Linked DNA regions of Homo sapiens: region 1 is linked to region 2. Evidence: read pairs that join two places in POLR2A ChIA-PET (ENCODE). Cell type or tissue: Panc1. All regions are shown on one strand. Links, peaks and the distances in the headings refer to the core of each region. The heading gives the core; the rest is flanking DNA. Region 1 has its middle 10 kb from the start of EYA3. Region 2 overlaps PHACTR4 (phosphatase and actin regulator 4).

Region 1 (4,396 bases), core at 120-4,119, 340 kb before region 2:
TGATGTTCATGATAAGAGCTCCTGCGGAAAAGTTCATCTTGATTTGTATCTACCTGTTTACTCAGCAACTACTTTGTAAAATTCCAGACTCTGAGGACATGGTAAAAAAACAAATCAGCTGCGTGTAGTGGCTCACACCTGTACACAACACTTTGGGAGGCTGAGGCAGAGGGATTGCTTGAGGCCAGGAATTCATGATCAGCCTGATCAACATACTGACACAAAAAAGAAGAAAAAAAAAAAAAGCAACTCCACAAAAAAGAAGAAGAAAAAAAAAAAGCCAGGCATGGTGGCACATGCCTGTAGTCTCAGCTACTCAGGAAGCTGAGGTGGAAGAATTGCTTGACCCCAGGAGTTCAAGTCTGCAGTGACCTATGATTGCGTCACTACAGTCCAGCCTGGGTGACAGAGTGAGACCGTGTCTCAAAAATGAAACAAAACAAAAACACCATAAATCAGGCTAAACTCCCTGCCCTCATGGAGCTCACATTCTAATCAACCCGTAGACAGAAATGTGTGTTGAATGTGTTCAACTGGGACTTAACACTCTTTCCTACTTCATTCTAGTGAACCTTCCCATACTGCAGAGGTGGAAGTTTATAAATGGCATTTCACAGGCTTCCATCCACGTAGGATTCTGGGTGAGAACTAGATATGGTCCATTAGATATACTTAGGTAAGATTTGTAAGGTAGAAATGAGGAAGAAGCCATTTTCCTGCAGTTGGCTGTTTCTGTTGGCCAATATGATCATTGCCGGAGACATGGGGTTTTTCTGAGGCAGAATATCAGTTTGTTTTGTTTTGTTTTGTTTTGTTTTGAGAAGGAGTTTCACTCTTGTGTCCCAGGCTGGAGTGTAATGACACGATCTCAGCTCACTGCAACCTCCACCTCCCAGGTTTAAGTGATTCTCCTGCCTCAGCCTCTCAAGTAACTGGGATTACAGGCACCTGCCACCACACCCGGCTAATTTTTATATTTTTAGTAGAGATGGGGTTTCACCATGTTGGCCAGGCTGGTCTCAAACTCCTGACCTCAAGTGATCCACCCACCTCAGCCTCCCAAAGTGCTGGGATTCCAGGTGTGAGCCACCAAACCCAGCCCAGAATTTCAGTTTCTAGTCTCTCTGAGTCTTGAAAGGTAGTAGCAGCAATAGGCCGGGTGCAGTGTCTCACAACTGGAATCCGAGCACTTTGGGTGGATCTCTTGAGGCCAGGAGTTCAACACCAGCCTGGGCAACATGGCAAAACCCTGTATCTGCTAAAAATACAAAAATTAGCCAGGCGTGGTGGCAAGCGCCTGTAATCCTAATTACCCGGATGGCTGAGGCACAAGAATCACTTGAACCTGGGAGGTGGAGGTTGCAGTGAGCCAAGATAGCGCCACGGCACTCCGGCCTGGATAACAGAGTGAGACTCTGTCTTCAAAAAAAAAAAAAAAGAAAAAAATGAATGAATGAAAGTTACTAGCAGCAATGATGGCTTGCAAAAACAGTACTTACCCAGTCTTCTTCTTCTTCTCCTTCTCCTTCTCCTTCTTCTTCTTCTTTCTTTTTTTTTTTTTTGACAGTCCCACTCTGTTTCCCAGGCTAGAGTGCAGTGGTGCAATCTCGGTTCACTGCAACCTCCACCTCCCAGGTTCAAGCGATTCTCCTGCCTCAGCCTCCTGAGTACCTGGGACTACAGGCATGCACCACCATGCCCTGCTAATTTTTGTATTTTTAGTAGAGATGGGGTTTCACCATCTTGGCCAGGCTGGTCTTGAACTCCTGACCTCATGTGATCCGCCCGCCTCGGCCTCCCAAAGTGCTAGGTGGCGCCCAGCCTACTATATATTATTTAGACCAGTAGTTCTCAAAGTATGGTCTGGGGACCTCCTGGAGACCTCCAAGACAGTAACAGGGAGTAAGTGAAATCAAAACTACTTTAAAAATGACACTAACTCATTATTTGCCTTTTTCACTCTCATTCTTTCAAAAGTGTGGTGGAATTTTCCAGGGGCTATGTGCTAATTCATTGCTAATGGCTAATGGAATGTGTGCTGGTATATTCTTGCATTTTCAAAATTCCTCAATTTTAATCTCTAAAGGAGAAAATATAAATAGCTGTAATCATATAAACAAAAGCTCTTTGGGGTCACCAGTAATTTTTTTTTTTTTTTTTTTTTTTGAGACGGAGTCTCCTTCTGTTGCCCAGGCTGGAGTGCAATGGTGCGATCTCAGCTCACTGCAACCTCTGCCTCCTGGGTTCAAGCAATTCTCATGCCTCAGCCTCCTGAGTAGCTGGGATTACAGGCACATGCCACCGCATCCAGCTAATTTTTTGTTTATTGTTTTTTGGTTTTTTTTAGTAGAGATGGGGTTTCACCGTATTGGCCAGGCTGGTCTCAAACTCATGACCTCAGGTGATCCACCCACCTCGGCCTCCCAAAGTGCTGGGATTACAGGCGTGAGCCACCACATCCAGCCATCAGGGTCACAAGTAATTTTTAACAGCATTAAGGGATCCTGATATCAAAACATTTGAGAACTGCTGACCTAAGTCATTGTGTATATTCATTCTTGTACTATTTGCAGTGGCTCCACTTTGGCCATTTCTGGATGCCTGATTCCCACACACGGCTATACCCATGCCATGTTCAACACCCTCCTACCAGGATGCCTTTCTATTTTGATTAAAACACTTGAGACAGTATCTTCTTGCACATGACCAGTAACAGCTGTTTTGGCACAGCCTTGGGACTCCACATAACTGTGAATTGTCCTCATGGCCAACACAAGACCCACAGACCAGCCCTTTGCCCTGCTGGTGCTGGATTATCTTTTCTGGCTGACTCATCTGGGATACCTGGTTTCTGCCCCTGCCTTTGCCCTGTTGAGCACTAGACTGACCCACTCTTGCCTCCCGTTCCTACTCTTGGTTCCCCTCCTGTTCAGGTGGCCGCTGCTGTGCGGAGCAGTTGTCAGCTGCCCATAACTAAGCTGAGTTAGTTGGGTTAGCAGGGGCCTGTATCCCTGTCCAATTCCAGAGTGAGCTGTGTCAAACTTAGGTTGCCTGGAAGTTTCCTGCCAACCAGATGATGGATTCATATTTGCTTTTAATCATGGCTATACTGGCCGGGTGCCATGGCTAATGCCTGTAATCCCAGCACTTTGGGAGGCCAAGGTGGGTGGATCACTTGAGGTCAGGAGTTTGAGACCAGCCTGGCCAACATGGTGAAACCCTGTCTCTACTAAAATTACAAAACCTAGCCAGGCATTGTGGCACACGCCTGTAGTCCCAGCTACTCTACTTGGGAGGCTGAGGCAAAAGAATCACTTGAACCCAGGAGGCGGAGGTTGCAGTGAGCAGGATCGTGCCACTGCACTCCAGCCTGGGCAACAGAGCGAGACTCCATCTCAAAAAAAAAAAATTATGGTTATACCTTCCCCCAAGAATGCCATTATCTGTGTATTTGTACTCTATAATTAGATTTAAAGTTAAAACATAAACTGTTGGCCAGGCATGGTGGTTCACACCTGTTATCCCAGCACTTTGGGAGGCTGAGGTGGGTGAATCACCTGAGGTCAGGAGTTCAAGACCCACCTGGCCAACATGGTGAAACCCAATCTCTACTAAAAATACAAAAACCAACCAGCCATGGTGGCGCATGCCTGTAATCTCAGCTACTCAGGAGGCTGAGGCAGGTGAATTGCTTGAACCCAGGAAGCAGAGGTTGCAGTGAGCCAAGATCACACCATTGCACTCCAACCTGGGCAACACAGCAAGGCTCTGTCTCAAAAAAACAAAAAACAAGAACAACAACAACCAAAAAAAAACTGTTAATAATAGATGTTTCTTGTGGATAGAAGGGACCATGTCATATATTCTGTCAACTTCACTTTTTTTTTTCTTTCTTTCTTTTTCTTCCCCCATAGTAAGAATGTATAGACTTTCAAGGGCTCTGGAAACAGATTGTGTTTGAATCCTGACTCTCCCACTTACAGTTGTGCGCACTTGGACAGGTCAAGTATTGCTCAGTGCCTCAGTTTTCAGTATTTCTTTCTTTTTTTTTTTTTTTTTTTGAGACTGAGTTTCACTCTTGTTGCCCAGGCTGGAGTGCAATGGCATGATCTTGGCTCACCGCTCACCGCAACCTCCGCCTCCCGGGTTCAAGCAATTCTCCTGTCTCAGCCTCCCGAGTAGCTGGGATTACAGGCATGTGGCACCACACCCAGCTAATTTTGTATTTTTAGAAGGGACGGGGTTTCCCATGTTGGTCAGGCTGGTCTCGGACTCCCAACCTCAGGTGATCTGCCCGCCTCGGCCTCCCAAAGTGCTGGGATTATAGGCATGAGCCACAGTGCCCGGCCAGTGCCTCAGTTTTCATACATGTAAAATGGAGATTTAAAACAGCACT
Region 2 (4,396 bases), core at 318-4,317:
CTGCCTGCCTTGGCCTCCTAAAGTGCTGGGATTATAGGCGTGAGCCACCACGTCCAGCCTTGTACTAGTAATTGTTGTATACTTTTATAATACTAGAAAACTGAGACTTAGAGAGGTGAAGTAACTTGTCTAGTGTTAACACTTAATAAGTGGTAGAGCTGGAATTAAAATTTCAATCTGACTCCAAAGCTCATGCTCTTAAGCAATATACTGTGTTAGTTCCATGATGATGATGATGGTGATAACGATGTTGTTAATTACAATATGTTGAGCACCTCCTGAGTGACAAGCAATGCATTGCCACCTTTTGCATTCCCATTTTACAATAGTGGAAACTGCTTTTGCTCATGGTCTGCTTTTAGGCTAATAAGTATAAGTACCTAGGTTCCAAAGTATTGGGCATTATTGAATTGTGCTTTCAGTGCATTTTTCCTTTTACTTTCTTTCCTGTTTTAATGGTCAACATCATAATGTTTTTCTAATTACTACCAGTATTAACAATTTAATGTTGTCTGAATGTTTCTGTACTTTTTTCCCTTACTGATGCCTTAGCATTGAGGTTTTCTTATTTGTTACCTTTGCTGTTTTTTCTCTATCAAAAGCAGATAATGGGGCTAAGATAATAGAGAAGGGATTGTACCAAGGACAAGCTAAGTACAGGAAAGTTCAGATGCTAGAAATCTTTCTGGGATCTCAGTTTGGAGAATAAAGATTTAAATGAAAAACTCCCATTTTTTGGTAGCTGTCTTTTTTTAAAAAATTATTTTAATTTTTTTTTTTAGAGACAGGGCTCACTGTGTTGCCGAGGCTGGACTCAAACTCTTGGTGTCAAGTGATCCTCCCACCTCAGCCTCCTGAGTAACTGAGACTACAGGTGCACGCCACTCCACCCAGTGGTAGCTGTCTTTTATTGAAGGAATATTAGGGCTTTGGTACTTACTAGCTTGGTGATATTAGACACAGGATTTGACCTTACTAGCCCTAGTTTTCTTACCTGAAAATAGGGTAAATAAATATACCTCACAATGCATGGTTAGTTGTGGTGATGATTAAATGCAGTAACAAGTGTAAAACTCCTTAATATATTACTCAGAATTGTTAGCTTCCTCTTTTACCTTCAGATGTTAGTGGAATAATCCAGGTTATGTGGAGGTTATGTTAAGGTTGTGTTATGTGTGTCTTTTTTACATTTAGAAAATTTAGTGTTAGTATACTAAATAAAAATTTATCAAGCTGTATCCTTAATATTTATGTACTTGGCTATATGTAAGTTAGTTACGGATAAAAAAGGAAAAATCAATGTGCAAACTGGACGTTCATTTGCTGCATGTGATTAGCTGATCTTTCCATGTATTATGCCCAGCATGTAGGGCTACTCTTTGTAATTTTTTATTCCCCAAGATCATATGGAAATTATTGAGTTTTAGCAAGAAGAGACTGTTATATAATACCTTCCAAATATTTATTTCGTTTATTGTTTTAGTAAGCAGATTTTCAGAAATATTTGTTTGTATTCTCAGAAAAGGTATATTCAATCCTAAAATACTGTTTCTAATGTTATTAATTCCCAGTACATAGATCTCACCTTGCTTTAGGCATGCCCACCTACAGGTAGGAAATAAAATTTTAGAATAAGCAGCATGTCTTAGTCTGTTCAGGCTATTATAACAGAATACTATAGACTGGGGGGCTTAAACAACAAACATTTCTTTCTTTCTTTTATTTTTATTTATTTATTTTTGAGACAGGGTCTTGCATTGTTGCCTAGGCTGGAGTGCAGTGGTGTAATCACAGCTCACAACTCACCTCCTGGGCTCAGGCAATCCTCCCACCTCACCTCCCCTCCCTCCAGTAGCTGGGACTACTGGCACATGCCACCATGCCTGGCTAATTTTTAAATTTTTTATAGAGACAGAGTCTCATTATGTTACCCACGCTGATCTCGAGCTCTTGGGCTTAAGTAATCCTTCAGCCTTGGCCTCCCAAAGTGCTAGGATTACAGGCATGAGTCACCAGGCCCAGCCACAGACATTTATTTCTAACAGTTCTGGATACTGGGAAGTCCAAGGTCAAGGTGCCAGGAGACTGGGTATCTGTGAGGGCCTTCTTCCTGGTTTCCAGACAGTTGTCTTCTTGCGTAGCCTCACATGATGGAAAAAGAGAACTCTCTGGGTCTTTTTTGATAAAGTACTAATCCTATTAGTGAGGGCTTTAAAACCCTCAATGACCTAATTATCTCCCAAAGAACCCATTTCCTATCACCATCACATTGGTCATTAGAATTTCCATATATAAATTGTAAGGGGACACAAACATTCAGTCCATAACACAGTGAAATCTGATACTTTTGAGGTAAACCTGTGTCTAAAACACACCTTTGAATGGACTACTGCTCCTATTAGCCTTTTACTCAAAACCATCCTGGTGTTTTTGTGTGATTAAATTTGTAAATTCTTTGGTGTACTCTTGAGCAGGCTCCCTTTCTTCTGTGACTCAGAGCCTGGAGCGTTGCAGCCAAGCTCAAAAGTCAGGAACGGGGGTGTGGACTTTTGGGCTATGCCAGTCAGCAGCCAGAATGTGGTTGGCAGTCTCCTCCCCTTCCTGCACTTCAGCTCTACACAGTGTGCATTCTGGAATGACAGGCATTCCTGTGTGAAGAGTGCCAGTGTGAAGACAGTTTTGTAAGAACTGCAAGTGCTCAGGCTGTATGGGAAACAGAAACTTCAGCAGATGAACTGACCTTATGCCATTTCCTGATGTTTGGCAGTGACACTGAAAGAGGACCGCATGTCCCCTCTTTATGTGGATTTATCTTTTATGAAAAGTTTGCTTTTGTCCGGGACAGTTTGTTGTCGTGAGATACATCAGACAATATAATCATGGGACAAGCTGATGTCTCCAGACCGGTAAATCCAGATGCAGTTGGTGAGTAATAGAAGGCAGAGAAACAGAAAATCTTGACAGAAGCAAGGCAGATTTACAGGTGAACTTGAGTATTTATGTGAAGTTAAACACGAGAATGTTGATGATCCCAACTTTGAAATGTTTATGTTTGTGAAGAATGAATGAAGTCATGCGGAACATGGCGAGAAACTTTAAAAAATTAAGTTTTTTAAAACTTAAAAACTTAAATTCAGTTTATTAATTTATCGCTCACAGTTTTGTTTTACTTGATCTCTTTGAAGTTTTTTATATTATATTGCTAAGGAATTATCTGTTAATTTCTTGCCGTTACTAAAGATAAATGCTACAGAAACTTATTTAGAATTCAGAGATATTTTGTTAGTATTTTACAGAACTTGGAAAATAGAACTGTTGACTTCTATAGACAGAACCACTTTTAAGAATTAAGTTTTTAGACTTGGTTATACATTTTCCTAATAAGTCTCAGGCATTTTCCATTGCACTAGTGTTTCCGTTTCTCTTAAGTCAACACTTTGATATAAACTTTTCTGAAGTTAGTACTTTACATTTGAAATGTTACTAAGGGATAGCTAGAGAGCAAGCTGATTGTGAGTATAGCTCAGAGTTTCAAATCTTCTATGTGAAATGGTAGTCACTTGTCACTGCAAGCTCATTTTCCTAATCTTGTAGGGTTTTATATGACAATCATAAATTGGGAAAAACAGTTTTAAGCAGATGTTCATTAAAGGGTTGCTTAAGTATAAGCAAAACTAGGGAAAGCCTGTGAATCATTTCTAGACATTATAATATTTAAGAAAGATTTATACCTTCACTTTGATTTATGGAGCAGCAGAAAACATGTTCAGTCCTAGGCTGCATTTTTTGTTTTTTGTTTTTCAGAAACAAAAAATGTTGGTGACTTAAAAAAAAAGCATAAAGTGTGGAAACACAGGTAACACTCCCAAATGTTTCATAATGTAGTGAGATTTTGTTTCTAAAGGTAGTATTTTCACCTGAGAGCTTCCTAGATGAAATATCTTCAGTATTTTTCATGTATTATTGAAACTGAGGCACATGGATCACAAAGTGAGTCATTCAGCAACAGATTTTCAGAACTGAAGTCAGGACTTGACTCACTTTACCTTGATCACTAGGGCTGTGTCTTTATCAATTCATTAACTCATTTAAAAAAATGAAATGTTTCATAAATAGAAAAAGGTATAAAGAAAAATATAAAGAATCATCTGGGGCCACTCCCCAGCCTAACAGATGAAATTTAGAACATAAAGATAAACCTCACACTATCCTTCTCTTCTGCATTCCCTTCTGATGACATTTTGCTTCTTTGTTTCCAGAATTAAACACTCTCCTATATTTGATAAATAACTCACTTTTGGGCTGTAAATTCTCCTGTGGTTTCTACGCCAAACATTAGTTGTTTGTTAGCAAGTATAGTAAGGACTCAATGCTAGGCATTTATCTATGAGATGGA

What was found. ChIA-PET counts read pairs that join two places held together with the same protein. Peaks named below come from ENCODE experiments on the same cell type or tissue, not always from the same donor. Only the 100,000 strongest peaks of a DNase experiment are listed, where the experiment ranks them.
Region 1: POLR2A ChIA-PET joins it to region 2 with 9 read pairs; 2 of 35 experiments call an interaction of 5 or more read pairs at or near these places.

Annotation. Positions count from the first base shown.
Region 1 is chr1:28,096,507-28,100,902 of GRCh38, forward strand. No RefSeq gene overlaps it. Among named protein-coding and RNA genes, the nearest start is that of EYA3, 10 kb to the left of the region's middle. In Panc1, for the core only: no CTCF peak of the experiment used is centred there; no DNase peak of the experiment used is centred there.
Region 2 is chr1:28,435,506-28,439,901 of GRCh38, forward strand. All of the region lies in intron 2 of PHACTR4 (phosphatase and actin regulator 4), which reads left to right. Among named protein-coding and RNA genes, the nearest start is that of PHACTR4, 68 kb to the left of the region's middle. RefSeq lists a silencer at 1,753-2,047. In Panc1, for the core only: no CTCF peak of the experiment used is centred there; DNase peaks (open chromatin) are centred at 2,116 and 2,606; H3K4me3 peaks cover 1,520 bases; H3K27ac peaks cover 2,862 bases.